Regions from separate parts of the Homo sapiens genome. Here region 1 is linked to region 2. The links are chromatin loops, found by intact Hi-C in ENCODE. Cell type or tissue: endothelial cell of umbilical vein. All regions are shown on one strand. Each heading gives the region's core, and the rest is flanking DNA. Links, peaks and the distances in the headings are about the cores only. Region 1 holds the start of ZNF678 (zinc finger protein 678). Region 2 has its middle 12 kb from the start of JMJD4.

What was found. A loop is a pair of places that touch in the nucleus more often than their neighbours do. Peaks named below come from ENCODE experiments on the same cell type or tissue, not always from the same donor. Only the 100,000 strongest peaks of a DNase experiment are listed, where the experiment ranks them.
Region 1: a loop joins it to region 2, with 15 times the contacts of the local background. A loop is called at or near these places in 44 of 110 quality-filtered maps.

What each region holds. Positions count from the first base shown.
Region 1 is chr1:227,560,904-227,576,308 of GRCh38, forward strand. ZNF678 (zinc finger protein 678) reads left to right here and starts at 2,653. Exons shown (of 4, transcript NM_001367909.1): 1 at 2,653-2,821. It also overlaps the pseudogene RNA5SP77 and the pseudogene MRPL57P2. RefSeq lists an enhancer at 2,609-2,888. In endothelial cell of umbilical vein, for the core only: no CTCF peak of the experiment used is centred there; no DNase peak of the experiment used is centred there.
Region 2 is chr1:227,715,118-227,730,522 of GRCh38, forward strand. It overlaps a transcript of SNAP47 not described here. Among named protein-coding and RNA genes, the nearest start is that of JMJD4, 12 kb to the right of the region's middle. RefSeq lists enhancers at 12,785-13,390, 15,204-15,253 and a silencer at 13,064-13,403. In endothelial cell of umbilical vein, for the core only: no CTCF peak of the experiment used is centred there; a DNase peak (open chromatin) is centred at 13,084; H3K4me3 peaks cover 930 bases.

The DNA.
Region 1 (15,405 bases), core at 5,345-7,844, 160 kb before region 2:
CCCACGCCCGGCAGCAGGGCGGCGCTGTGGCTGTCCCACGCTTGGCCTGGCCACCAGCTACTGCGGGAGGCTCTGGGAGGCCAGCGGAAGGCGCAGCGCGCGGTGGACGGTGCTCGGGCGTAGAGGGGGAGAGCGGCCGGTAGAGGGGGAGAGCAGACCAGCCCGGCCGCCGGCGAGCAGCTCAGGGGTACTTGATCCGAGCCCCGTGGACCCGGGGTTGCCGGGATGCCTGGAGTCGGGCGCGCAAGACTGAGCGGAGCTCTTAGGGCTGCCAGGCGTCTATGGCCATACCACCCTGAACGCGTCCAATCTCGTCTGATCTCTCGAGGCTAAGTAGGGTCAGGCCTGGTTAGTACTTAACTGGGAGACCGCCTGGGAATAACGGGTGCTGTAGGCTTTTTGGTTTCCCGGTCCCTCCCACTTTCCTCCTTTTATCGCGATGCCTCCCAACCGCACCCTGACTCTGCTCCTCCTTTTCCGCCCGCCTGCGCCCTCGCGGTACCCTGGGACCTCCTCGTGGGGCGTCCGCCACTGCAGCACCGCCAGTTAGCAGCTTCCCAGCTCTTCCGCCTGGCAGCCACCCCATCAGTAGCCCAGCTCGCTGCCCGGGGCGGGGCGGGGAGGGCCGGGCCGGGGCCAACCTCGAAGGCTCAGGGGCGGGTTCCCTGCCGTCCAGGGTGTCTTCCCTCTCCCGGGACGCCCAGGGAATTTAATTCACTCATCCAGCGCCGCTGGCACTGTCCAAGCCGGGGGAAGGGGCGGGCAGGGGAAGCGGGCCCCACAAGACACCAGCCAAGACCTCCGCTCCAGAACGCATGGGCTACTTTCCCCAGGGGAAGGACATTGCCTTCTCCAGCCACCAGGAAAACCGTCCCTGTGCACTCGGAATCCCATTGCCACCAACTTCGTATAAACTCCATTCCGGAGGACACGAGACAGACCCAGGCCTCTGCCCCGTGGGCATGCTCGGTGCCACAGCTCTCGCTAGAGGGACGGTTGCACTCTACAAATCTCGGGGCCCACCGCACCAAGAGGACAGGGAGGAGCCAACAAAGGAAAAGTCCTATGAAACGCACCACCAAAGCAACCAATCCAACAAAAAATACGTCTCAGGGCTCTGTTGGGTCACTCCGTTAGCCCTTCCACCCTGTTCTGGCCCAGCCCAAGCACCCTCCACCCTACCCTGTCCTGCTCAAAGGGGCCCTGTCTACCGGAGCAGAACACTCCCTCTCCAAGGCTCTATGGCTCTGTAAGTCCCTCATCCTCTCTCTTCTTCTTCCCCCTCCACCTCGTGCTCTTTCTGTAGCCTTCTCTCTCTCTCTCTCTCTCTCAATCCTGACTCACTCTGCCTCTCTATCACTGTCTTTCTCTCCCTCCGTTTCTATGTCTCCATCCCTCTCTCTTGCTCTCCTTCAAGCTGCCTGTGTCTGTGTCTTTGTCTGTGTGTCTGTGTGTGGGTGTATGTTTGCAGGAGGGGCAGCGAGGTGTGTCTGGGTGCGTCTCAGCCCCTCTCTCCCGGGATCCAGGGTGTGTGTGTTGGGGGGAAGCTGTGGAAAGGGTGTTGAAGGAAAGTGACAATCAGCTTCCTGAAGGGCACTGACAGGCCATTATTCCTGTGGCTTGGCAAATTTTCTGTTTGAACTTATTTCTTGTTAAGGGTCCAAGTGTACTGACTATGGAGATAAGAAAAGAATAGCTCTAAGTAGCTGAAGCTCTGTGAGGTACGGAAGATTTTTCTGGCCCAGAGAGACTTGAGTATGGGATTTGAGACACATCTCCACACCCTTTCCCAGGGGCAATTGTTTAAAGGTATGTTGTTCCTAACTAGCTGTCTCATCTGGAATTTGTGATACAAAGAACAATGTATAGCCAGTCAGTGACTTCTGGATTTTAATGTAAATTTTTGATGAAAATTTTAGGAACTGCCTCTTTTCTTAAAACCCACTTGTAATGGTTACTAGTTGGAATGTATAATCAGGGCAACTTTAGTCTATGCTCTCAGGTAGGTATCCTAAACATATGCTTTTGAATATACTTTTGAAAATAGATTCTGACTTTTTTATTATGATGGGTTGACAGGGGACTGGCCTGGGACACCTGCCTGGGTGTAAATACCCCAACCATGCGCTGCCCTGCCCAGCAGAAGAGGCGGGTGGACAGCAGGCCCCCTTTGGTCAGAAACACATGCATTGCATAGCTGTTCTGGACCTGGGTCCTGCTTGCAAGGACAGTTCCACAGGCGCACCGGAATGCGCCTCCCCTTTCCACCCGCCAGCATTCCCAAGCACGCCTCGGCTTCTGACTGTTCTGTGCTTTGGGAGGAAAACTCATCTTCAGGTTTTTCTCCAACAGAAGATGATGATGACGTTGTTTAGACACTCAGGAACAGAGATTGCAGATTGGCTTAAGAGTGCGCCCTTTATTAAAGATGGTATGCATGGAAAGACATGGAACAATTTTGGAAGGATACAAAAAAAATTGCCCATTTTGTTAATAGTCTCATTCAACCCCTTTGCTGACCTCATCTCCTGTCACTCATAACCAAAGGAGGCGGGTCCTGGAGCCCTGTCCAATCAGGGACATTGACGTGGGAACTGTCCAATCAGGAGCGCAGCTTGAGAGGCGGAGGGGGTTTCCGGGATCTGGCGGGGCCTTTGTCTTGTGCTCCAGCTGGAGCTTTGGTCCCGTATTCTCGGCTATTTATCCCCAGCTGCGGGAGGCCCTGGTGACTCTGCTGCTGCAGTGTCTGGTTTCCCTGTGACCTGCAGGTACTGGGAGTTACATAGCTAAGATGCCAGGACACCCCGAAAGCCGGAAAACGGTGAGAGTTCCCGGGAGGGTGTTCCAAGATGGCGGTCCGGCCTCCCGGCGTCAGCACTAGAGTCCGCGGCCCGGAGTCCCGGCTGGCACCTGTGGGATCTGTCACCTCTGGGTAGGGGCGGGGCCAGGCCGCCGCGGGATTCTCCTCCCATCACTGCGCCGCGGCTTCCGCCCCGGCCTCTCTGGGCGGCTATGAAGCCGCAGCCCCGCGGGTCCCCCAGACTGTGTGCTTTGTCCAGAGGGGAGGGTCATCGGGGAGAAGCCAAATCGGTGTGCGAAACATGCGTGGGAAGAGCTGTTCCATGGGGCTTATCTTAGCTGTGCAGTCCATCCTTTTTCCTGTGAAAAATGGAGTCACTTTTAAAGCTTTGAAGAGTTTGAGGAAAGGGAGTTTCATGAATGGGAGAGCGCCCAGCTATGGTGTGTGGCTTGTGGGTTTATGGAGGAGGTGCTTGAAGGAAAAACTTTTTTGTAAGGTGCATGAGGAAGCAAGCCAAATTTAATAATTGACGACAGTTACAGTCACCTTATTTGGACTGTCCAGGTGGAAATTTCCTGGTTATTTAATTACTGATTAATTGGAGTTTTGTGATTGGTTGAACTTGGATTTTGTTTCTACTTAAGGCAGTCATTAACAAGAAATGCATTTGAGCTATTAATATTCTTTTTCATGTAGAAACGCAAGACACTAGAGCCACCTCAGTCTAATTGCCTGCTAATTATTTTAACACTGCACAAGAGACTGCTTTTCCCCTGCATTTTCCAAATAACATGGAAAGCAGGGTCTTAAATCCACTCCTCTGTTCTCCCAGCCTGACTCTGGCCTGCAATAAAATACTAAATTTTCAGTTTCTTTCCAAAATTCATAAAAACCACCATCACCTCTTCAGTTCACAACACTGTCAGCTATTTGTCTTTTATTGCGTACTCCAGGCACAATATTTTAATTAATCATTTTTTCACAGAACATTGGAGGGCACTCTTTGTTGTTGCTGTTGTTGTTTTGTTTGTTTTTGTTTTTTCTTTAAGAAGGAGTCTCGCTCTGTAGCCCAGGCTGTAGTGCAGTGGCGCGATCTTGGCTCACTGCAACCTCTGCCTCCCGGGTTCAAGCGATTCTCCTGCCTCAGCCTCCTGAGTAGCTGGGATTACAGACCCGCGCCACCACCCCCGGCTAATTTTTGTATTTTTAGTATTTTGTATTTTAGTTTCACCATGTTGGTCAGGCTGGTCTCCAACTCCTGACCTCGTGATCCCCCGCCTTGGCCTCCCAAAGTGCTGGGATTACAGGCGTGAGCCACCACGCCTGGCCTGTTGTTTTTTCCCTACCCGGCTTTTTTTTTTTTTTTTTTTTTTTTTTGGTTGAGTTGGAGTCTCGCTCTGTTGCCAGGCTGGAGTGCAGTGGCGTGATCTCGGCTCACTGCAGCCTCCGCCTCCTGGGTTCAAGCGATTCTCCTGCCTCAGCATCCCAAGTAGCTGGGACTACAGGCGTGCGCCACTACACCTGGCTAATTTTTGTATTTATAGTAGAGACGGGGTTTCACCATGTTGGCCAGGATTGTCTTGATCTCTTGACCTCGTGATCTACCCGCCTCTCCCTCCCAAAGCGTTGGGATTACAGGGGCGAGCCACCACGCCTGACTTGTTGTTTTTAAGAGGATCTTGCTCTGTCATCCAGGCTGCTGGAATGCAGTGACATTGTCATAGCTCACTGAAGCCTCCAACTCCTGGACTCAAGTGATTTTTCTGCCTCAGCCTCCTGAGTGGCTAGGCTTAAATGTGTGTGCTGCCATGCCCAGCTAATTCTTTTTATTTTATTTTTTTGTAGAGATTGGGTTTCGCTAGTTACCCATGTTTGTGGAACTCTTTAAAGATTTGTTATCTGTTTGTGAAGGCAGAGAATAACCTCTTGGCACTCTATTGTAAAGAAATATTTGTGCCACTCTGCTTTTTATCTTTCCTAGGCACAGACGCCTTGTACAAAATCTTTGAAAACTTTGGAAACTTTACAGCTGGTTGTATCCTCAGCCACTCTTTTTTATTTTTATTTATTTTTTGAGACGGAGTCTCGCTCTGTCGCCCAGGCTGGAGCGCAGTGGCCTGATCTTGGCTCACTGCAAGCTCCGCCTCCCGTGTTCACGCCATTCTGCCTCAGCCTCCCGAGTAGCTGGGACTGCAGGAGCCCGCCACCATGCCCGGCTAGCTAATTTTTTTGTATTTTTAGTAGAGACGGGGTTTCACCGTGTTGGCCAGGATGGTCTTGATCTCCTGACCTCGTGATCCGCCCACCTCAGCCTCCCAAAGTGCTGGGATTACAGGCGTGAGCCACCGCGCCCGGCTCCTCAGCCACTCTTATCCTAGTCCTGAATTTCAGAATTGTCTGGGAATGGCCCAAGATGCCCACAGTGGCTATGTCTCTTGGAGTATCTAGTGAATTTTGGTTCCTGGGTTTTTTCCTCCCAGAGGACAGCCTATGGCATGGAGATGGAGCCTCTCAGTGAAGCAGCTGGATGTCCTGGGGCTGAGAGAAGTCTTCTGGTACACCCTTCACCTAAAAAGCTAACCCCTTAGACATTCTCCCCCAACCCCCAATTTCATTGCCTGGAGACACATCAGTGGTGTTGGGAAAAGACAGAAATAATTCCTGCCCTCTGGATTCTCAGACTTGTGAAGGGAGAAAAACTAGTCCAAAGGACAAGCAATAACTACTCCAGTGAGCTGGTGCGAGAACATGCAAAGCAAAACATCCCTGGGGCACACCGTGAGGCACAGTGCAGTGTCTCCAGACAGAATGGTCAGTGAGCACTTCAGTGAGCAGAATGAGGGGTGGGAGAATGTCCCAAATTATAGGATAGCCTGACTTGACGCTTGAGTCGGATGTGTCTGTGTTCCAGGTAGTACTGCTTCTCCCTGAGTTTGTCACCTTAAAAAGATTTGTTCACTTATTTCATCATCAGTTTTTTATTAAGTATATATTACACTTTATCAGTAGAGCTTGAAAGGTTAGAAAATATTTACAAAGGGTATGAACGTGGTGAATTCTAGGAAAAAAATATGTAGTCATATACTTCATTTGTTAAAAAACTCATTTACCTTTTTCTTCATCAGAGTGAGTGTAGTAAGTTTCTTAGTTCTGTTCTATTTTAAGGGTGATTTCAAACAGAATCTCAGGGCTTAAGTTTGGGAATTCTATCGGGGAGAAAAATAGGAAACGTCTCTTTTTCATTATGCCTATAGGAAACTCACTTTCACAAGACAGTATGGTAGATTAATTGGTAAATTATATAGATTCATGAAACATCAGTTCCTCTTTTTTACAGGGTGGATAATTTGTGACATTAAATGTTCTGTATTTAATTATCTGGACATCCAAATTCAATGCTAAGTTTTAGGAGATGGGACATGGCTCCTCTTAGAAGGGTTCACATTTAGTAAGTGTTTCCTAAATGATCTGTTATAGAAATATTTAATTGACGTTTTTGTTATCTGAAAGGAATAGACACTTTTGCCTTTCCTTTTGAAATATAAAATGTAAGTGTCTTACAATTTTATTCCCTTTTATAAACACTGTCTTTGAGTGATTTTGCTGAATTCTTCAAACTGGGCATTTTCTCATTTAAAACTAAATGAATAGCCCTGACTGGAAAGTAGAAGTCTGAGCCCAGTGACTCTAAGTTAAGGCCAATCTTGAGCCTGCAAAAGAAGGTCATTGAAGGCCCGGTTCTTCCTGAGGAGCCTCCTCTGCAGGTGTCCCAGCCTGCTCACACAAGCACGGAAGAGCCCTTTACATTGAGAGAAGCTACGGATCTCCTGGAAAGTGGGAGATCCATAGGCAGATGCAAATGTAGTTGGGTTGGAAGACGGGTTCAGAAGCTCTTTCTGAGGATAAATTTCATTGTCCTGGGCTGTTTCTAGACTTTGTCAAATAAAGCTAATTTATATTTACATAAAAAGTTACTTAATTCTTTTTTTTTTGATTTTTTATTTTTATTTTTTTATTTTTTTTCCTCCAGAATTTTTCTTTATTTTCCATTGTAGTTTGGGTGATTTTTTTAAAATTATTATTATACTTTAAGTTTTAGGGTACATGTGCACAATGTGCAGGTTAGTTACATATGTATACATGAAAAGTTACTTAATTCTAAAGGAATATTGCAACGGGAAAAATACCAACTATATCTGCAGTCATCTGAAATGTTAGGCAGAAAAGGGCTTTATTTAAAGAGGAACACACAAAACTAGAAAGAATGTGGGAAGGGGAGGACAGGATGAAAGGTGCCAAAATTAGATCCTAGATCAGAGAATGTTTCACCCTGAGGTCAGCCTGTGTTTAGGAGGGGCATAAAGAGGAATTATTTGTTGGCTCAGGCTGAGTGTGTGTCAAAGTTCAGGGGCCTGTTGGAAAGAGAGAAGCTAACCCATTTATGCCTAGTGTTCCATTATTGGAGCACTAAGCTTGTGGGAGTTATTTATACTTCCTACTGCTAGATGACCCTACTGCTCAGGGTCATCACCATGGTCTGATTTTTCACACACAAAAAAATTTGCCACCTCCAGCATAAATGGGTTAAGTGGTGGTTGGTGAACAAGTACTTTTTTTTTTTACCACTAAAGAGAATTGTTCAGGTGATTGTTTATGAGACAAAAATGGGAATTTGCAATCCGTGTCTGGCTTTGTAATAGGTTAAAAAAAAAGGGAGCATCATCTAAGTCAAAATGAGAAGAGTGTTTCTTTTCATTCAGCTGTTCTTTGAGAACATAAAGGATGGGGAATTTCTTCAATCACATGCATTTACCAGGATTGCCTACGCACCCAATCTTCTCCTGCCACTTTCCTTTGCTGTATACAGATCTTTCATTTGGCTGTTTTGAGATGTACTTTCATGACAAACTGGTACATGTTTTGCTGAGTTCTGTGAGGAGTTCTGTCAAATTATTGAACTTGAGTATGCGGTTATGGGAGTCCCAGAGTTACAGGCAGTCACTCAAGAAGTATAGGTGGGTCCCTGGTGCATGTGACTGGCCTTTGAAGTGTGGGCAGTGATGTGGGACTGAGGCCTGGCCTTGCAAGGTCTGTGCAAACTGAGTGGTGTCAGTATTGAATTATTGAGCAACCAGTGGTGTTGGAGAACTGGTTGGTGATCAGGAAACTCCACACATCTGGTGTCAGAAGTTTTGTCAAAAGTGCAGGAGCGGCAGCTGGAGGCAGATGCCCTTTCTTAGCGAAGGGAGGCTCTGTTCTGTACACAGGCTGTCACACTGCACTGTCCTGTGATTCCAGGTGTCCTCCCAAGATGAGAGGGGACTGAGGACTTAGAGGTGTTGCTGGAGTGCAATCATAGCTAACTGCAACCTGGAAATCTTGGGCTCAAGGACTTCCTGCCTCACCCTCTGGAATAACTAGGACTACAGGCATATACTACCATGCCTGGCTAATTTGTAAAGTTTTTGTAGAGACAGGGTCTCAGTATGTTGTCCAGACTGGTCTTGAACTCCTGGCCTCAAGGTTGCTTTCTACCTCAGCCTGCCAAGGTGCTAAGATTATAGGTGTGAACCCCCATGCCTGATCGGGACAACTTAATATGTATTTTTTCTTCTGCTTCTTGAAATATATGCAAATTTTTTTTACCAGCTAAATAAATTTGAATCATTCTTTTTAACTCATGGTTGTCTTTATCTAAGACCTGGATTCTGTTGCATTGTTTTTTGTTTGTTTTTTGATTTGGCAGAAATTTATTGTTTTTAAAATTTTTAAAGTTGATTAAGAGCACGCAAAAGTTGAGCCCAAAGAATAGATCTTTCACCACATTGGTTGAATTTATTGCTAAGAAATCTATTATTTTGTTGCTATTGTAAATTAGTTTTTTTTACTGGTTTATTGCTACTCTGTATAAACAAAACTGATATTTGTATGTTAATTGTATATTCTGCTACTTTACTGAATGCATTTATTAGTTTAAGCTATTTCTTGGTGGACTATTTATGATTTTACATATATAAGATTATGCCATCTACAAACAGTGACTTTTTTTCTTCTTTTCAATTTTGATCTTCTACGTTTTCTTGCTTAATTATCCTACGTAGGACTTCCAGTTCTATGTTCAAATAGAACCATTAGAATGGTCATAATATAGACTTGCATTGGTGTTTGTGCATTTGGAGGAGCAAACACCTCTTTTCATTTTTATGAACTGGTTTCAGTAGGTAAAGATCTTCATCTTTTGGGTCTCAAGCCTGATGAGATCTTTTCTGGGCTTGCAGTAAAAAGGGTTGTAGCTGGGTCACAAAGTTGCTGCCAAATCTGGAGTGGGTTTTACCTTTAGTGGGCTTATTACCAGGAGCACATGTGGTTGTGAGTCCTATCATGTTTTTGGGCAGACTGGATTGTCTTCAGGGCTTTCTGTGGAGCAGGCACTAGGGCAGGGTTCTGCTATATGGTGGGCCTAATACCAGATGCGTGGATGAGTGTGGCTCCCACTGAGTACCTAGCAAGGTTTCCCCAGGTTATCTACAAACAGTGACTTTTGAACTGTTTTGTGTGGGTCACTAGTATGATGCCCTCAGCTTTTTTCTTATTCCTCATGATTGGTTTAGCCATTCAGTATTTCTTGTAGTTCTATGTACATTGTAGGCTTGCCTTTTCTGTTACTATGAAAAGTGGCACAGGAGTTGTGATAGGGATTTGAGTTAACTTACAGATTGCTTTGGATAATATGACACTTCATTAATCAAAGGGCCTGTCTTCTCAAAGTGACTCTTCTTGATCTTGGGTTTTAGCACAGTTTCCTAATGCCCTGTATCCCAAAGCTCACTATACTGTCCAGGCTGTTCTTGAACTCCTGGCCTGAAGCAGCCCTCCTGCCTCAGTCTTCTGAATGGAGGGGATTACTGTCATGAGCCACTGTGCCTGGCTCTCTCATAAAGTTACTTTGGTTAATGGATGGCTGACTAGTTTTTTTTTTTTTACTGCAAGGGAATATAAAAGTAGGGAACTCCTATTCCATCATCTTGATAATGTCACTGTCTCCATACATTTCTGCCTTATTTTGTTCTCCTGTATGTTTGTGTGTTATTTTAGGTTCAAACATTAAGAACAACATGGTAGAATTTATACATTGTGTAAAAAGTAAATTAGATAGCTAGTAGGTACTCTATATATATTATAATATTCACCTGTAAGATTAAGTTTAGTGCAGACAAAAGGGCTCATTAAGATTTTCATCCACTTTTTTCAACCTCTGTCCAAACTATAATATAGTTTATGCCCAAATTTTTATTTTATCAGTTACTCTTAACCATATTTCACAAAATTTGTATTTTTTAAATTTAGAAATGTGAGGCTATTATTTGCTTTTAAAGGCTGTATTACAGGTTATTTATTTTGTAAAATAATAGTATCAATGTATTAGTAATATAAATAGTTATTTGTAGTGTAAATACTTATTCATTAAAATTTTGACATTAGAGAATTTTATTAATTATTGTAGCACATTTTCTGTAAAATTGTACTGCCATACACCACAGGGCAATGATTCAGAATGCCTGGTCTTCATAGATGCACAGTCACATATGAACATGGTAGTTATTTAGAAAAATTCTTTTCTAGTGTTGTATCCATGTTCCAAACAAGATTTTATGGGTAAATGTTTCTCTCATTCTAGTTTTACAGTTCCATGTTGACTGTATTTTTATTTTAGGGTAGGTTCCTTGACATCGGTTTATTGTATTCTTGGTTTTACCTAAGCATTATTTTGGATGACAATGTGCAGCTTTTTATGTACAGTTTATGTCAATTTGCAGTTTAATTGCAATATGAATTAGCCATATGTGTATTCACAATTCAATTTAAGTTCAACAGAGTTAATGAAAACTAAGCAAACTAATGTTACATGATAAAGCCCCAGTCAGCTGTCTTATACTTAAGCAAATACACCGAATAATAGTTTGTAGCTTTATTGCTGCTTTTGTTCAAACTATGTTTTATATCCTCTGTGACCAAGGAAATTTCTGATATTGTCCTATCAGGCTAAAGAAACAAAAAGCCGGGCGCGGTGGCTCATGCCTGTAATCCCAGCACTTTGAGAGGCCGAGGCAGGTGGATCACAAGGTCAGGAGATCGAGACCATCCTGGCTAACATGGTGAAACCCCGTCTCTACTAAAAATACAAAAAATTAGCTGGATGTGGTGGCGGGTGCCTGTAGTCCCAGCTACTCAGGAGGCTGAGGCAGGAGAATGGCGTGAACCTGGGAGGCAGAGCTTGCAGTGAGCCAAGATCGCACCACTGCACTCCAGCGTGGGCAACAGAGCGAGACTCCGTCTCAAAAACAAACAAACAGACAGTGATTATACTTTCAAGTGGCAGTTTATCCCAGATACTCCATATGTAGACAACTATGCTCATATTTGTTTGTTTTAATAAGGCTGTGGTCCAAAACCTTACGTTTTTATAGAAATTAAAGCTTTTCAGTTCCATTCTAAAGAAAGGACAGCCCCATGATCTAAATCCAAAGGTGATGGCTTAGAGTGAGGACCATTTCTTGTTGACATGGAGATGGTTGAGATGGTCTACAATAAATCTATGGGAGAAGCAGGTTGTGATGACTTGGAAGTGTTGGCTGCCTTCATGGTCTCAAAGTTCTTTGCCAAGTTCACCTCAGCAGTGCTGTACTGTTCTGCTGTCAGATTGGGAATGCTTGGCCAGTAGTGGTTCTCTGCATGGTCCAAAACTGCGGATGCTTCCTTGATACACTGCCTGCCAGAAATGCAATTGTAGCAAAGGAGGTCGGTAAGGGGACAGAAACTAGCTGGCCACTGCCTGGTGGGGAAGAGCGATGGGCACCCAATCCTAGCTCACATGCCAAGTGCCATCATCATCCCGGTACCCAGGGGTGTCTCCCATAATGTGCACTGCCTGGCCTTATGTAAATAGAGAGCTCAGCTAAGGCCTAAAGTTGTAAAGGGGCCTTTCCGGAGCCCCAAGTGTGCTGGACAACTCACTAGCCATGGAAAGAGCCTGGTTCCTTGTGGCCACAGAGAGGCAATGATTGCTGCATGCCCACATGGCAAGGCCTTCTGGAGTCTTCATGTGAGAGTTCAGCTCTGGCAACAGAGGACATTTCCGGTGTTAGAGATTCTCAGTGTCTGGCAGGTGGGAAACTGATTGATGGCATCTGCTGGCTTCTAGAGCACTGCCTGGCGGTCCTTATCTGTGGGCCCCAGCCAAGGCACTTCAGAAAGCTTGATCTCCGGCTAGCATTCTGGACTGCGAGACAGCCTGGCTACAGCTAGCGCTGGATGGAGAGAGTAGAGTGTGGTGAGGTGGGAACAGTGTGCATTCTGCCACGTGGCATGGGGTTTCTTGTGATTCTGAACTACCCAGGTGCGGTGACAAGAAGGCAATCAGGGAGTGGAAACAGTCCAACTCACACACATGGTTATTTATTGTCAGTAGAGAGAAGTTCATTGAAGGAGATACAGCGTGGGGGTGGTGCATTAACGTAATTCTCAGGGCTGAAAATGCCACCTTTTAATAATTTTTTTTGTAGGACCCCACAAGTGTGTCATTGTCTGTTTTTAATTCCATGTACAAACATAGTGCTCTCCTCAAATAATGAAAGTAGCACTATTATTATATTGGGAAGAGTGCGGCAGCACTTACGAATAAAAGCCCATTGACAGATTGAGCTCATAATGCATACACTAATTTATTCATGATATGATTTCAGGTCATGCATAATGTGTGCTTGTTAATAAAAATATGAATTTAAAAAATTAAACAGTTTCTCTTAAAATGCAGCTATTTTAGCATTGCTCTTTACATTATACCTAACATATATAAGGGTTTTTGACTCACACAAATGGTCCACAGTTTTAGTAAATGTCTATTTTTTCCCAGTAAACCATATTCTTAATACAAATGTTAGCACTCAGTACTGCTTTTTATTTTTATTTTTTATTTGTAACTTTTAAGTTCAGGGGTACATGTGCAGGTTTGTTACATAGGTAAGCTTGTGTCATGGGAGCTTGTTGTACAGATTATTTCATCATCCAGGTATTAAGCCTAGTATTCATTAGTTATTTTTTCTGATTCTCTCCCTCCTCCCACTTCTACCATCAGATAAGTCCCAGTGTCTTTTGTTCCTTTCCATGTGTCCATGTGTTCTCATCATTTAGCTTCCACTTACAAGTGAGAATATGCAGTATTTGTTTTTCTGTTCCTGTGTTATTTTGCTAAGGATAATGGCCTTCACCTCCAATCAGGTTCCTGCAAAGGGCATGATCTCATTCTTTTTTATGGCTGCCTAGGATTTCATGGTGTATATGTACCACACTTTCTTTATTCAGGCTATTATTGATGGGCATTTAGGTTGACTCCATGTCTTTGCAATTGTGAATAGTGCTGCAGTGAACATATACATGCATTTGTCTTTATAATAGAATGATTTATATTCCTTCAGGTAATACCCAGTAATGAGATAGCTGGGTCAAATGGTATTTCTGTTTTTAGTTCTTTGAGGAAGCACCACACTGTCTTCCACAATAGCTGAACTAATTTACACTCCCACCAACAGTGTATAAGGATCTTTTTCTCTGCAACCGTGCCAGCATTTGTTACTTTTTGACTTTTTGATAATAGCCATTCTGACTGGTGTGAGATGGTATGTCATTGTGGTTTTCATTTGCATTTCTCTAATGATCAGTTATGTTGAGCATTTTGAAATATGATTTTTGGTTGCATGGATGTTTTCTTTTGAAAAGCGTCTGTTCATTTCCTTTGCCCACTTTTTAATGGAGTTGTGTTTTGGTTTTTTTTAAGTTCCTTATAGATGCTGGATATTAGACCTTTGCCAGGTGCGTAGTTTGCAACAGTTTTCTCCCATTCTGTAGGTTGTCTGTTCCTCTGTTGATATTTTTCTTTTCTGGGTAGAAGCTCTTTAGTTTAATCAAATCCCATTTGCCAATTTTGCTTTTGTTGAAATTGCTTTTGGCGCCTTTGTCATGAATTCTTGGCCCATTTTTATGTCCTGAATGATACTGCCTAGGTTGTCTTCTGGGGTTTTTATAGTTTTGGGTTTTACATGTAAGTGTTCTATCCATCTTAAGTTAATTTTTGTGCATGATGTAAGGAAGGGGTCCAATTTCAATCTTCTGCAAACGGCTAGCCAGTTATCCCAGTAACATTTATTAAATAGGGAATCTTTTCCCCATTGCTTATGGGGTTTTTTGTTGTTGTTGTTGTTGTGATATAGTCTCACTCTGTTGCCCAGACTGGAGTGCAGTGGCACCCATTGCTTATTTTTATCAGGTTTGTCGAAGATCAAATAGTTGTATAGTTGTAGGTGTGCAGCCTTATTTCTAGGTTTTCTGTTCTATTCCATTGGTATATGTGTTTGTTCCAATACCATGCTGTTTTGGTTATTGTAGCCCTGTAGTATAGTTTGAAGTTGGGTAGCATGATGCCTCCAGCTTTGTTCTTTTTGCAAGGGATTGCCTTGGCTATTCAGGCTATTTTTTTGGTCTATATGAATTTTAAAATAGTTTTCTCTAGTTCTGTGAAGCATCTCATTGGTAGTTTAATAGAAATAGCATTGAATCTATAAATTGTTTTTGGGCAGTATGGCCATTTTTACAATACTGATTTTTTTTCTATCTTAAGCATGGAATGTTTTTCCGTTTGTTTGTGTTGTCTAATTTTTTGAGCAGCATTTTATAGTTCTCCTTGTAGAGATCTTTCACCTTCCTAGTTAGCTGTATTTCTAGGGATGTTACTCTTTTTTGTGGCAGTTGTGAGTGGGATTGTGTTCTTTATTTGGCTCTCGGCTTGGCTGTTGTTGGTATATGGCAATGTTAGTTATATTCACACGTTGATTTTGTATCCTGAGACTTTACTGAAGTTGTTTGTCAGCATAGGGAGATTTTGGGGCGAGACCGTGAGATTTGTTAAGTATAAGATCATGTCATCTGCAAACAGGTATAGTTTGACTTCCTGTCTTCCTATTTGCATGCCCATTATTTTTTTCTCTTGCCTGATTGCCCTGGCCAGGACTTCCATTACTATGTTGAATAGGAGTGGTGAGAGAAGGCATCCTTGTCTTGTGCCAGTTTTCAAGGGGAATGCTTCAAGCTTTTGCCCATTCAGTATGATATTGGCTGTGGGTTTCTTGTATATGGCTCTTATTATTTTGAGGTATGTTCCTTCAATATCTAGTTTATTGAGAGTTTTAATCATGAAGCATTGTTGAATTTTATTGAAGGCCTTTTCTGCATCTATTGAGATAATCATGTTATTTTTGTCTATAGTTCTGTTTATGTGATAGATCACATTTGTTGATTTCCATATGTTGAACTAAACTTGCATCCCGGGGATAAAGCCTACTTGATCATGGTGGATAAGCTTTTTGATGTGCTGCTGGATTCAGTTTGCCAGTATTTTGTTGAGGCTGAGGTTTTTGCATTGATGTTCATCAAAAGTATCAGCCTGAAGTTTTCTTCTTTTGTTCTGCCTCTGCCAGGTTTTGGTATCAGGATGATGCTGGCTTCAGAGAATGTGTTAGGGAGCAGTCCCTTCTCCTCAAGCTTTTGGAAGA
Region 2 (15,405 bases), core at 11,885-14,384:
AAGGAAAAAATGTTACGGGCAGCCAGAGAGAAAGTTCAGGTTACTTACAAAGGGAAGCCCATCAGACTAACAGGAGATTCCTCAGCAGAAACCCTTACAAACCAGAAGACAGTGGAGGCCAATATTCAACATTCTTAACAAAAAGACTTTTTTCAACCAAGAATTTCATGTCCAGCCAAACTAAGCTTCATAAGCAAAGGAGAAATTGAATCCTTTTCAGAAAAGCAAATGCTGAGGGACTTCCTCACCACCAGGCATGCCTTGCAAGAGCTCCTAAAGGAAACACTTAATATGAAAAAGAAAAACCGGTACCAGCCATGGCAAAACACACAAAAATGTAAAGACCAATGACACTATGAAGAAATGGCATCAACTAGTGTGAAAAATAACCAGCTAGCATCATGATGACAGGATCAAATTCACACATAACAACATTAACCCTAAATGTAAATAGACTAAATGCCCAAATTAAAAGACAAAAACTGGCAAATTGGATAGAGTCAAGACCCATCAGTGTGCTGTATTCAAGAGACCCAGCTCGTGTGCAAAGACACACATAGGTTCAAAATAAAGGGATGGAGGAAAATTTACAAAGCAAATGGAAAGCAGAAAAAAGCAGGGGTTGCAATCCCAGTCTCTGACAAAACAGACTTTAAACTAACAAAGATCAAAAAAGACAAAGAAGGACATTATATAATGGTAAAGGGATAAATTCAACAAGAAGAAAAGCTAACTATCCTAAATATACATGTAACTAATATGGGAGCACCCAGATTCATAAAATGAGTTCCTACAAACCTACAAAGAGATTTAGACTCCCACACAATAATACTGGGAGATTTAACATCCCACTGTCACTATTAGACAGATCAATGACACAAAACTAAAAGGATATGGCCTGGTGCAGTGGCTCATGCCTGTAATCCCAGCACTTTGGAAGGCTGAGGCAGGTGGATCATGAGGTCAGGAGTTCGAGACCAGCTTGACCAACATGGTGAAATGCTGTCTCTACTAAAAATACAACAATTAGCCGGATGTGGTGGCAGGCGCCTGTAATCCCAGCTACTCAGGGGGCAGAGGCAGGAGAATCACTTTAACTCAGGAGATGGAGGCTGCAGTGGGCCGAGTTTGTGCCACTGCACTCCAGCCTGGGCAACAGAGTGAGACTCTGTCTCAAAAAAAAAAAAAAAAAGGAAAAAAAAATTAAAAGGATATAAGGATATTCAGGACTTGAACTCAACTCTGGATCAAGTGGACCTAATAGATATCTACAGAACTCCCCACCCCAAAACAACAGAATATATATTATTCGCAGTGTCACATGGCACTTACTCTAAAATTGGCCACATAATTGGAAGTAAAACACTCCTCAGCAAATGCAAAAGAACTGAAATTACAACAGTCTGTCAGACCACAGTGTAATCAAATTAGAACTCAGGATTAAGAAACTCACTCAAAACCACACAACTACATGGAAATTGAACAGCCTGCTCCTGAATGATTCCTGGGCAAATTATGAAATTAAGGCAGAAATCAAGAAGTTATTTGAAACCAGTGAGAACAAAGAGACAACATACCAGAATCTCTGGGACACAGCTAAAGCAGTGTTAAGAGGGAAATTTATAGCATTAAATGCCCACATCAGAAAGCTAGAAAGATCTCAAATCAACACCCTAATATCCCAATTAAAAGAACTAGAGAAGCAAGAGCAAACAAACCCAAAAGTAGCAGAAGACAAGAAATAACTAAGATCAGAGTACAATTGAAAGAGGGAGAGACAAGAAAAACCCTTCAGAAAAATCAATGAATCCAGGAGGTGGTTTTTTGAAAAGATTAACAAAATAGATAGACCATTAGCTAAACTAATATAGAAGAAAAGAGAGAAGAATCAAATAGACATAATAAAAAAAGATAAAGGGAATATCACCACTGACCCCAAGAAAATGCAAACTACCATCAGAGAATACTATAAACACTTCTATACAAATAAACTAGAAAATCTAGAAGGAATTGGTAAATTCCTGGACACATACACCCTCTCAAGACTAAACCAGGAAGAAGTTGAATCCCTGAATAGACCAATAACAAGTTCTGAAATTGAGACAGTCATAAATCACCTACCAAGCAAAAAAAGCCCAGGACCAGATGGATTCACAGCTGAATTCTACCACAGGTACAAAAAATCAGTAACTTTCCTTCAGAAACTTTCAAACAATTGAAAAAGAGGGACTCCTCCCTAACTCATTTTATGAGGCTAGCATCATCCTGATACTAAAACCTGGCAGAGACACAACAAAAAAAGAAAATTTCAGGCCAATATCCCTGATGAACAATGACGCAAAAAATCCTCAATAAAATACTGGCAAACCGAATACAGCAGCACATCAAAAAGCTTATCCACCATGATCAAGTTGGGTCCATCTCTGGGATGCAAGGCTGGTTCAACATACGCAAATCAATAAATGTAATCCATCACATAAACATAACCAATGACAATAACCACATGATTATCTCAAAAGATGCAGAAAAGGCCTTCAATAAAATTCAACATCCCTTCATGTTAAAAACTCTCAGTAAACTAGGTATTGATGGAACATATCTCAAAATAATAATAACTATTTATGACAAACCCACAGTCAATATCATACTGAATGGGCAAAAGCTGGAAGCATTCTAAATACCAAAGGACATCATTAGTTAACAAATGCTAGACTAACTAGATACCAAAGCTTGCTCTGTGAAAAATCCCCACATAACCATTGAAGTTTACAACACCCTAAACCCTGCCACCTTGCTCCCAGTATCAGAGAGCCCAGTTAAACATAACTATGTAGAGGTATTAGACTCAGTTTATTCTAGTAGGCCCAACCTCCAAGACCATCGTTGAACATCAGTAGACTGGGAGCTGTACGTGGATGGGAGCAGCTTTGCCAACCCCTGCAAAGTGACTCTGAAGAAGACCACAAACCCTGCTCCAGTCACATCTGGAAGCTGACTAGTCCACGCATGGCTGAAGCATGAGGAAACTCATCACAGGACTCATTTTCCTTAAAATTTAGACTTGTACAGTAAAGACTTCAACTGACCTTCCTCAGACTGAGGGCTGTTCCCAGAGTATACATCAAGTCACTGAGGTAGGACAAAAGGTTGCTACAGTCCTATTATTTTACAGTTATTATAAGTGTACTGGAACTCTAAAAAGAACTTGTTTTTATAATGTTATTCTATACAATTATTTATAATACAATATACAAATAATGTATTTAGCCCAGGAAATGACCAACCTGATGTGTGTTATGACCCATCTGAGCCTCCCATGACCACAGTTTTTAAAATAAGATTAAGAACTGAAGACTGGTGGGGGCTCATAAACAATATGAGTAAAGTGTTAGCCAAAATAAAACAAAAAAAAGAGATGCCCAAACAAGTCACCTTAAAATTTGATGCCTGTGCTGTCATTAATAATAATAAATTAAAAATAGGATGTGGTTCTCTTAATTAGAAAATAGACTATATGGCAAAAAATAAGTACGTTTATCATGAATTAAGACTGTGTGAAAATAAATGTAGATACTGGTCTTGTGTCATTTAGGCTACTTGAATAAAAAAAAAATGAAAAAATCCTGTCCACCTTCAGCAAGGGAAAACTGGCCCTTCCTATACCAGTGGTCAGTGTAATCCCTTAGAACTAGTTATAACCAACCCCCTTAATCCTTGCTAGATAAAAGAGAATGTATAACCCTGAAATTGATGGAGCTGGACTGGATCTTCAAGTAAATATCGTGGTTTGAGAAAAAGTTTATAAACACTCTCCTGAGCCAGTATTTCAAACCTTCTATGATGAACTGAATATGCCAGTACCAGAAATTCCAGGAAAAACAAGAAATTTGTTCTTGCAATTAGCCGAGCATATAGCCCAGTCTGTTAATGTCACTTCATGTTATGTATCAGCACAAGTGTACTATATGAATCATTATCAACCTATTGCACAGGAAGACATAAGTAGTGAAAATAAGAGTGAGAACTCCCACTAATAAAAAGTGAGAGTCTCAAAGGGGGGAAATGAGAGAAGAGAGACAGACCCTCTCATATTGTTTTATATTATTTTATACTCAGAAAAGAAAAGAAAAACAAATGGCAGGTAGCCCAGCGCCTAGGAACCAGACCTGAAACCAAGGAACCAGACCTGAAATGAGGCCTGGGCCTGCCTGACCTAAGCCTCGTAGTTAAAAGTTGACCCCTGACTTAACTGGTTATGTTATCTATATATTCCAGACATTGTATAGAAAAGACACTGTGAAACTTCCCAGTCTGTTCTGTTTCACTCTGACCACTGGTGCATGCAGCCCCTGTCACGTACCCACTCCTTGCTCAATCGATCACGACCCACTTATGCAGACCCCCTTAGAGTTGTGAGCCCTTAAAAGCGACAGGAATTGCTCACTCAGGGAGCTTGGCTCTTGAGACAGGAGCCTTGCCGATGTTCCCGGCCAAATAAACCCCTTCCTTCTTTAACTCGGTGTCTGAGGAGTTTTGTCTGCAGCTCGTCCTGCTATATCTTCTTCTCCTTTGTCCCTCTTTTTCTCCTCTGTCTCTCTTTTTCTCCTCTGTCTCTCTCTCTCTCCTCACTGTCTCTCTCTCTCTCCTCTCTGTCTCTCTCTATCCTATCTCCCTCTCTCTCCTCTCTATCTCTCTCTCTTTCTCTCTTCCCCTAGGGTAGGGACCTACAGGAGTTGAGCTACTCTTTCTTCCCCTGAGAAGAAAGGAAGCGGGGGGTTGTTTCAGGTTCAACCCTTGAAATTAGCAGAATTCTCAACCCCTCAACACGAGGGATGTCTTGCCTTGCCTGTCCCAGAAGGCTCAACCCCTCAAACCAGGGGGTGTCTTGCCTTGCCTGTCCGGGAAGGCTCAACCCCTCAAATCAGGGGGCGTCTAACCTTTCCTGTCCTGGAAGGCTCAACCCCTCAAACCATGGGGTGTCTTGCCTGTCCTGGAAGACTCAATCACTCAAACCAGGGGGCATCTTGCCTTGCTTGCCCTGGAAGGCTCAACCTCTCAAACCAGGGGGTATCTTGCCTGTCCTGGAAGGTTCAACCCCTCAAACCAGGGAGTGTTTTGCCTGTCCTGGAAGGTTGACCTGTTTCTCCCCTTTCCTCCTCTGAAGGTCCTTTGCACACTTCCCACTCATGCCCTCCTCTCTGGCTGCTCCCCCAAGGTAGAATCAGGCCCTTTTTAGTGTTGGCATACCAGTATAAATCCTATGGCAGGATCCGCCCTAAGCCATATGAAGTAGCTATGGAACCACAGAGAGGACCCACTCACCCCATCCAGCAGGACTTGTCACCATCCACATGAACAACACCGCAAGCAGGGTTGTTTGTGATCATTCACGCACACACACATTTAGCCCTCCAGAATTTGACCACCAAGGAAGTGCTTTACCGGCTCCCGCAGCTTCGCCTTCCTTGGTCAGTGCACAGAGTTGTCGCCACAGTATGTGAGGATCCTTTAAGCTAGGTTGCTGGCCAGTTTTTTTTTTTTTTCTGCATTGCTGAGAGCTCGAGTTATTCCTTGCACTGGGTGGGTCTTGATTTCTCACCCCTGAGGCCGCCACAATAGGGCAGGGTGCACCTCCTCATGAGAGAGAACCAGAGACCATCCTCGGAGGGGGATGTAATCCTAGACAAGCCCCCAAATTGTTATATATAAAGTTTTGGTGACACAAAAGAAATAGCACTCAAATATAAAATTTTCTTTTTAATTCTCAGCAAGGCAAGTTACTTCTATATAGAAGGGTGCGCCCTTACAGATGGAACAATGGTGAGCGCACACTTGGACAAGGGAGAGGAAGGGGTTCTTATCCCTGACGCACGTGGCCTCTGCTGCTGTGTCATTCCCTTATTGGCTAGGGTTAGACCGCACAGGCAAAACTAATTCCAGTTGGCTAATTTAAAGAGAATGACAAGGTGAGTGCTTTGGCAGGAGTCAGGGCAGAGCAGATAGCAGGTAATTGGAATGAGTTAGGGTGGAGCAGGTGATTGGAATGTAGGGTGGAGCAGGTGATCAGAATGAGTCAGGGTGGAGTAGGTAATCGAAAAAGGTTGCTTTACGAGAAAGTTAAGTTTAAAAGTAGAAGGCAAAGAATAGAACATACTGACATATTCTTTGAAAAGAAATTTAGAACTCATATCTAACAACTCTAAGCCCCCAGGCCTCCCCCAACCATCTGAATGGACTTCTCTGCCAGGGCATTCCAAAGTTAACCAGAAAGACTGGTTCTGGCAGTGATGGGAAGTGAGGGTCAGACATGCCTCATTATAACCTCCAGCATTAACATTAACACAGACCTTAAGTCTGACAGAAAACATTTACGATCTATTCTCTCCAAAGACTGCTACCTGGAGGCTTCATCTGCATGATCAAACTTTGGTCTCCACAACCTCTTATCATAACCCAGACATTCCTTTCTATTAATAATAACTCTTTCAACCAATTGCCAATTAGAAAACTTCTGAATCTACCTAGAACCTGGAAGCCCCACTTCAAATTGTCCCGCCATTCTGGACCAAACTAATGTATATCTTAAATGCATTTGATTGATGTCTCATATCTCCCCAAATATATAAAACCAAGCTGTGCTCCAACCATTTTGGGCACATGTTCTCAGGGTCTCCTGAGGGCTGTGTCACAGGCAATGGACACTCATATTTGGCTCAGAATAAATCTCTTCAAATATTTTACAGGGTTTGACTCTTTTCATTGACAAGAGTGTGTGTGTGGTGGATCTGAACTAGGAAAGAGGTCCTTCACAGGGTTTTCTTGGAGCCCCTGCCATTACTGCCCTTCCTCTTCAAACAGCAAAATGTGGAGTTTGAGTCATCGACTTGGTCCGGCCTTGAGTGGTGAAATGGAGGGTGGAGCAAAGTGGGGGTAGAGTTTGGGGGGTGGTGGGTAGGGGTGTGAGAGATTTCACTCTTGTCCAAGACCTCCTTCTGGTTTTCTGTTTTCCTAATGCATGCTCTGCCTTGTTCAGATTCCATTATCCTGTTAGAAATGCTTGTTCCCCAGTGCCACAAAGAAATCACACTCGAACATAAACTTAATTCTCTCAGCAAGGCCATTTTTACTTTCTGCAGAAAGGGTGCTCCTCGTGTTGTGGGAAGTCAGGAACCCTGAACGGAGGGACCAGCTGAAGCCATGGCAGAAGAACATGGATTGTGAAGATTTCATGGACATTTATTAGTCCCCCAAATTAATACTTGTATAATTTCTTATGTCTGTCTTTACTGCAGTCTCTGAACATAAATTGTGAAGATTTCATGGACACTTATCACTTCCCCAATCAATACCCTTGTGATTTCCTATGTGTGTCTTTAATCTATTAATCCTGTCATCTCATAAGCTGAGGAGGATGTATGTCGCCTCAGGACCCTGTGATGATTGCATTAACTGCACAAATTGTAGAACCATGTGTGTTTGAAAAATATGAAATCTGGGCACGTTGAAAAAGGAACAGGATAACAGCAATGTTCAGGGAACAAGAGAGATAACCTTAAACTCTGACCGCCGGTGAGCCAGGCAGAACAGAGCCATATTTCTCTTCTTTCAAAAGCAAATAGGAGAAATATTGCTGAATTCTTTTTCTCAGCAAGGAACATCCCTGAGAAAGAGAATGAATCCCTGAGGGTAGGCCTCTGAAATGGCCGCTTCGGTGGGCGGCCGTCTTTTATGGTCGAGCTGTAGGGATGAAACAAGCCCCAGTCTCCCATAGCGCTCCCAGGCTTATTAGGACAAGGAAATTCCCGCCTAATAAATTTTGGTCAGACCAGTTGTCTGCTCTCAAACCCTGTCTCCTTAAAGATGTTATCAATGACAATGCATGCCTGAAACTTCATTAGCAATTTTAATTTTGCCCCAGTCCTGTGGTCCTGTGATCTCGCCCTGCCTCCATTTGCCTTGTGATAGTCTATTACCTTGTGAAGCATGTGATCTCTGTGACCCACACCCTATTCATACACTCCCTCCCTTTTTGAAAATCACTAATAAAAACTTGCTAGTTTTGCGGCTCAGGGGGCATCACAGAACCTGCTGACATGTGATGTCTCCCCCTGACTCCCAGCTTTAAAATTTCTCTCTTTTGTACTCTGTCCCTTTATTTCTCAGACCAGTTGACACTTAGGGAATATAGAAAAGAACCTACGTGAAATATTGGGGGTGAATTTCACCCAATATCTGGCTGAATTTTGCCCGATATCTGGCTGAATTTCCCCTGATATCCTCGCAGATGGAACAATGATGAGAGTACACTTGAACAAATGAAAAGCAGACATATTTATCCCTTATGCATTTGGGTCATCCTTCTGCTGTGTCCTGCATCCATTGGCTGGACCTGGACCTCACAATCTTAAACTGATACCTGATTTGCTAACAACCTGAAACTTTCCTAAATAGGTAAGTGCAAGGGAGAACAAAAAAGGAGAGGAAATTGCTTATGAAAGGTTTAAAGAAGCAATAACATTTCCAAATAAGGAAGGGGCATGAGCTATGAACTAAGACTTGCTGGGGCCTGTCCAGACATGCCTGAGTAAGGCAAAGCAACTAAGTGGGCTAAAGTGTAAGAACTAATAGTTGATAGGGGGCTTTAGAGCAAGAAGCTATTATCTCTAGTGTCTATTATTTTATTTTTAAACTAAGACGAGCTCTGAAGAGGAACTTTTCTACTTTCCACACTCTCTTATTCTACAATTGCCCCTCAGTGACTCCATTCTGTGGAACCTGGACGCTCAGCCTTGATCTTCCCAGGGCCCTCTTGCCCCTGTGAAAGGAAAATAAATCTCAAGACCCTAAACTAAATAAGCCAAACGGAAAAGTCAGTCTGGGAACTGGGTCACACAAACCTGCCTCCCATTTCGTGTCTACATAAGATAGCTACAAAGATTTAAAAAAAAAAAAAAGCATCGCACCTCTCTCACAATTTGCCCACAAATTGTGGGCTCCAAGATTTTTACCCTAAAACAGTTCTGTTTCATTTCACCCTGACAATGTAAATTGATAGCTTATATTCACAGGTATGGAACAAAGAACAGAACTCAAAGTCATCCCTCTGCCTGAGATATATGCATATCTGATTGCTTCCTGTGCCCTATGTTTATTTTATCTTATGCAAAAATGCAGATTCACCAAGCTAGATAAATGTGTGACTATTTCTCTACCCACCCCCCCAACGTAAATTGTGTATTCATTGAATGGCTGATCAAAGACTCAAAAGGATGCAACCGCTTGCCTCTTATTTACCCACACCCTTTTCACAATTCCTTCCTCAATCCCCAATACCCACCCTTTTCATTTTAAATGTTGAGGTCCCCAGATCCTCCTTGGAGAAACCATGGGCCACAGTTTTTCCCGTGGTTCTGTATTCTTTTCTATTCCACATCCTTAACCTTGGAAAATAAACCTCTTAAAGTGATTGAGACTTGCCTTGGTCATTTTTTTTTTTTTTTTTTACACCTCAGACTTGGAATCCCTAATCCCCCTTCCTCAGACTCCCGGATCCCAGGGCTTTCTCTTAAACACCCATTGGTATCACATCTGGGGGTACCTTAAATACAGGACAGTGGGGAGGGGCTGGGTAGAGGGAAATGTTGCCTGATATTCTGCCCTCTGGGATATGGATCATCATTTCCTCCCTTTGTGGGCCTCAGGCTTCTATCCATAAAAATGGAAATAGGAACACTCATTTGGTTGTGTAGACCTTACCCAGAGCCCACCTCTAATAATATAAAGGCCAAGAATGCAATCCCCTTTTTTCCCCAAGAAGGTAAAGTCCTCAGAGCCAAGGAGAGAAGGCTCAAGGATGATAACCATGTATTGTAGTGTAGAGAGCACCCTTGACTTAAGTAACCCCATCTTAGAAAAAAGACTCCATTTTACATTTCTTAGGACACTTTGACAACAAGGATAAGATATTTTGCTTAATAAATTTTAAAAAAAGGCCTGCATCCAACCATATAAGGATATAAACAAGCATACTCATCCACTATCAGTTCTCACCAGTGGACTCTGTTGTCATAAAAATAGCAGGCCATCAGCAGCTCAAAACAGCTGTCTTAACTAACACCATCTTGCTGGCACTCATAATAAGAACTCGACATCTGCTGCCAAAGCCTCTGTCTGCCCCATCAAAGATTCTTTCTTGCAAGATTGATGGACTGCCTGGCCCAGACCAGAAGATTCTCTTTGTCTTCATTTAAGTTCTCCTCGAACTGGTTCTTTAACATTTTCTCCTATCTCTTCTCTTGATGTTAATGTTACTTTGTTGTCAAATGTTTAATCTATAACATTTACATATTAAGTATACTATTAGGTAGTGTTTGCAATATTTACTGACTTGTGGAGTGGCTTGAGCCTGTGTGCCTGTGGCTCTGACTACCTAGTGAACGGGAACTACTAAGGAGAATTGCCTCCTCGGGAACTCCATGTAGCTTGTGGCTTTTGTGATTGAATAGAATCAATAAAAGCCTGACATTGTGGAAAGACACATATATCCATGGGCTTCCTTGTCTCTGACCTTGCACCACACTTGAGATACAGTTTTCAGTGTTCCAGTTTACATGTCTGTCATTAAAGTTATTTCTAATTATTTTGCTTTTGAGTTTATTGTAAATAGAAGGCTTTTTAAATTTCATTTTCAATGCTCATTTCTTAAGTGCAAAAATATAACCAATTTTTTGCATCTGTTAAGTTTGCTGAATTCCTTTATTCTAATATGTTTTAGTGAATTTCTTACATTTTTCTAAATATAAGATCATATCATTTGTGAACAAAGATCATCGTACTTCTTCCTTTCCAATCTAGATGGCTTTTATTCATTTCTGTTGCCAAATTGTCCTGGTTAGCACCTCCAGTACAATGATAAACAGATGTCATTAGAGTGGATGTATATATCTTGTTCCTGATCTTAGGACATTAGTATACAGGCTTCCACCACGAAGCATGGTGTTAGCTGCAGGGTTTTCTTTCCTTTTTCTTTTTTTTTTTTTTTTTTTTTTTGAGACAGAGTTTCACTCTTGTGGCCTGGGCTGGAGTGCAATGGCACAATCTTGGCTCACTGCAACCTCTGCCTCCCGGGTTCAAGCGTTTCTCCTGCCTCAGCCTCCCAAGTAGCTGGGATTACAGACATGTACCACCATGTCCAGCTAATTTTGTATTTTAAGTAGAGATGGGGTTTCACCATGTTGGTCAGGCTGGTCTCGAACTCCTGACCTCAAATGATCCACCCATCTTGGCCTCCCAAAGTACTGGGATTACAGGCGTGAGCCACTGCAGGGTTTTCATGTGCCCTTTAGCAGTCTGAGCATATTCCCTCCTGTTCTTATCTCGTTGAATGTTTTCATCATAAAGATGCTGGATTTTGTCAAATTTATTTTCTGCATTTGTTAAGATGGTCATGTGGTTTTGTTTATGATTGTATTGATATGGCATATTATATTAAATGATTTTTGGCTGTTAACCAATCTTGTATTGGGAGGAATCCAACTTTGGCATGGAAGATAATTATTTCTATATGTTGCTGGATTCTGTCTTCTTGTACTTTTTTGAAAAATGTTCCATCTTTAGTATGGGGACAAGAGTCACTCCTCTTAGATTCTAATCTGCCACACTGATGCCTAACTAAGCATGAGTCTGGGAGTGCCTCCAAGATGTCTAGTTGAAGTCGTACTCTATGTAGAAACACCTATCTACCGTAAGTCTCGCCATTCCTCCAAAACAACCCTCGATGCTACAGCATACATCATAAACTGTGATGCCCATAGCACTATTTCAGTTGCCTGCACATTCCTTCCAGGACACATATACTTTTTCCCCAAAAATATATAAGCCCTGAGTCTAGGGGGTAACAGTGCAGAGATCTACCCGTCTTGTGGCTGCCCAAGACCATGCTTCTGTGAGTTCCCCAAAAAATCACCTCCAAGTGACAAACTGGATTTGTCTGCCTCATTCTTTGGTTTCTCAGTTCCTTCTGTGTTTGGGAGTCACTTTGCATATATGGCCTCTTCAGAAAACATAGTCTCAAAACCTCACACCAAAGACCAATGACTAGCAGAAATTCTTGAGCTTGCAGGATGGCACATAAGAAAATAAACAACTTGCTGAAACCCTGAAACTCCCCCATGTTATGATATCAAGAAAAAAAATTGAGGGAGAAAAAAACAGGGAGACACTGTCCCTACAAAAAGTAAAAATAAGTCTAGCGTGGTCGGGCATGCTGTGGTCCCAGCTGTTAGGGAGGCTGAGGTGGGTGGGTCGCTTGAGCCCAGGAGTTCCAGGCCACTGTGCCCCAGCCTGGGCAACATGGAGGGAGGCTGTCTCTTAAAAAAGAAAAAACTGCCTGAAACCAATTGGAACCAATATGGCCAGCCGGAATTTCCACAGAATGAGCTTGTTGACTTCATGGCCTGAATTTCGATGCATGTTTCATACTAACTCCCCCTCAGTTTGCACATGGGACCCATGAGGTGACGTGAAGAGATAACTGCACATACCTGGGAACTTCTCAGACCTCCTCGTTTTCTTTTTCTTTAGAGACAGTCTCACTCCGTTGCCCAGGCTGGAGTGCAGTGGCACAGTCTTGGCTCACTGCAACCTCCGCCTCCCAGGTTCAAGCGAATCTCCTGCCTCAGCCTCCCAAGTAGCTGGGATTACAGGCCTGCGCTACCACGCCCGGCTAACTTTTCTATTTTTAGTAGAGACGGGGGTTTCATCGTGTTGGTTAGGCTGATCTCGAACTCCTGACCTCAGGTGATCCACCCACCTCGGCCTCCCAAAGTGCTGGGATTATAGGCCTGAGCCACCACGCCCGGCCATTCAGTGTATTTTCTAATGTCCCTTTTCATTTCTTCTTCGACCTTTTCATAAGTTTGAAGTGCACTGATTGATTCCACATATTTAAGTTGCCTGGAGTTCCTTCTGAACAGACAGCAGCCTGCCGGGCTGGGAGAACAAGGACCTGGGGTTGTACAGTCTGTGGCGCACAGAGTCCCTGCTGGAACCACAGGCGGTGAGTCAACGGGCACCTCCGGGCTAGGAGGTTTTCCCAGGCTCGCCTCATTGCTCCTGCACCTGCAGGGTTCGCTGGACCCTGGGCGTCCCGCTGCCCGGAACACAAGGGTAGGGAAGGGTTGTTACTGGGTTTCTTGGCTGGGGCTGCAGGGCCGGTGCTTGCCACCGGAGCGGGGGGGGCGGGCCCCGCTGTGCTCAGAAGGGACCTGAAGCCAGGGAAGCCCCAGGGTCGTCCTGGGCCCCGCCGCCCGCCCTGCCTGCCCCGCCTGCCCCTCCCATCCCGTCCTCTCCCCGCCTCCCTCCCAGCCCCGCCCCACCTGGCTCTCCCGCCCCGGTCCCGCCTCCTTCCTCCCGCCCCTGCCCTCTCGATCCAGCCTCCCGCCCCCTCCCCGCCTGTCCCTCCCGGCCCCGCCCCGCCTCCCGCCCCAACCTAGTGCCCGACAGGAAACCTCCCACCTGGCACTGCCCCCAACCAAAGTCATGAGGGCAAGGCTCCGGTTCCTGCCCTCACAGGGTCCCAGAAGCAAGGGCAGTGAGGACCTGGCCCACGTCCCTGGCACGGGCTGTCTGATTCTCCTTCGCTGTGGCGGGAAGATGGCCGGATTTGAAGGTAATACCCAAGACCCCGATTCCCGACAGGAGAGGCGAGGGGAACGGTCTCGGGAGCAGGCAGGCCCTGCCGCGGAGCCGAAGGCCTCCGATGGGAGCAGGCACGCATCTCTGAGTGGGGCCGCGGGGGTGGACACTCTGGTGCCTTCACGCAGGGGAGGGGGGCGGCAGGCTGCAGAGGAAGGCCAGGATCCACGAGCTGCGGCTCTCTAGGTGGGGCGAGGGGTCCAGGCGGGGTCTGATTAGGGCGTGGGGCCCCAGGTGGGGTCTATCTGGGGTGTGCGTCTGCAGGATTCTGCCCGTGGATTTTCCTCTAGCTTCAGGACAGGGTTTGGCTCTCCCAGAGGAACAGGGTAGGAGCCCAGCTCCAGCTGTTTTCCTGTAGGTCAGAGCCTGCAGTGGGAGGGTAACTGGGGCCTGTGGAAGGGGACTTCTGGGGTCAGACCCCAGGCAGGAGTGAGAGGCCCAGGTCCCTGGAGTTCCTGCCTCCAGGGCTGCTGACTTTGGGGGTACAGACAACAGGACACTGGACATCTTGGTCCCTACCCTTGGCTTCTAGGCCAGTGGAACAAGTCACTGACTTGGAAACCAGGGCCTGCCTTCTTTCTGCCTGGGGACCCAAGGTGCAGCTGGTAGTTGCAGTTCTGTGGGACGCTGGCACAATCACCTGCCAAAACCACCCACAGTGGTGGATGGGGGACAGGGCTGAGGTTGACACTCTGGAGCATGGATGAGCAAAGGGAAGGATGTGGCCTTGGATGTGGCTCTCAGGGATGCCCCAGACCTGGGATGTGGGCTTCAGGGTAGCTGGCCAAGGAGCTGCCCCTTCGGCTGGGTCAGCAGGCGGAAAGGCACAAGCATGAGGATGGTCTTGGTCCCTGGGGGAGGCACCTTCTCCGGAGGCCACAGCCCCCAGGATGCAGGGAGCCTGGTTTTGCCACAGCCAGCAACAACTTGACCTGGGGCTCCTGTCTCCACCTCCATGGATTCCAGCCAATCACAATTGCAAGCCCAGGGCAGGGCAGGCACGTGCTGGAGGAGCCCCTAGGCCCCATCATGTTCCCTCACTCTGTGTCCTCCCAGGCTAGAGTCTGTGCAGACAGCAGGGCCTGACTTTTCCAGCCTTCCTATGGGGGCCCACAGGTCCCACTCCCCAAGGAATCTGGGCCACTGCACGCCCTCACCCAGGCATGGTGGGGTGCACAGCCATTGTCCCCACACTTGCAAGTATATCCATCTATGTGCAGCTCCCACGTAGCCTTAGGTCTTGAGCATCTGCATTGTTTCTCTGACCCCTTTCCTCAGGAACACTAGTTAGCTGCAGCCTGCCTGTCCTTTCTCACACTTGATAGGGATGACACGCAAAGGGCAGGGGCTAACCACCGCACATCTGCAGCTCCTCACCTCGTACCCCAGGAGGTTGGTTCCCAGGGAGACGTGGCCTGTCAGGCCTCTTGCAGAGGTGAAATTCCCTTTGCGAAGGCCCTCACATGTGCTGACAGCATGCCTCCCCAACCCCGGACAGGATCCCAGGGCGGCATACTTGGGAAAGGGGCATCCTGCCTGACACTTCAAACTGCTGTCTAGCCACACTCTGCACAGCGGCTGCCCCACAACCCACCTGGCCCTGGTGTCAGCATTTTTTTTTTTTTTGCCAATCTGGAGTGAGGTATGCAAAAGGAGTCATGGTCATTGACTATGGAGTCATCGATGCCGGCTGCAGTTCAGCCGTTGCCC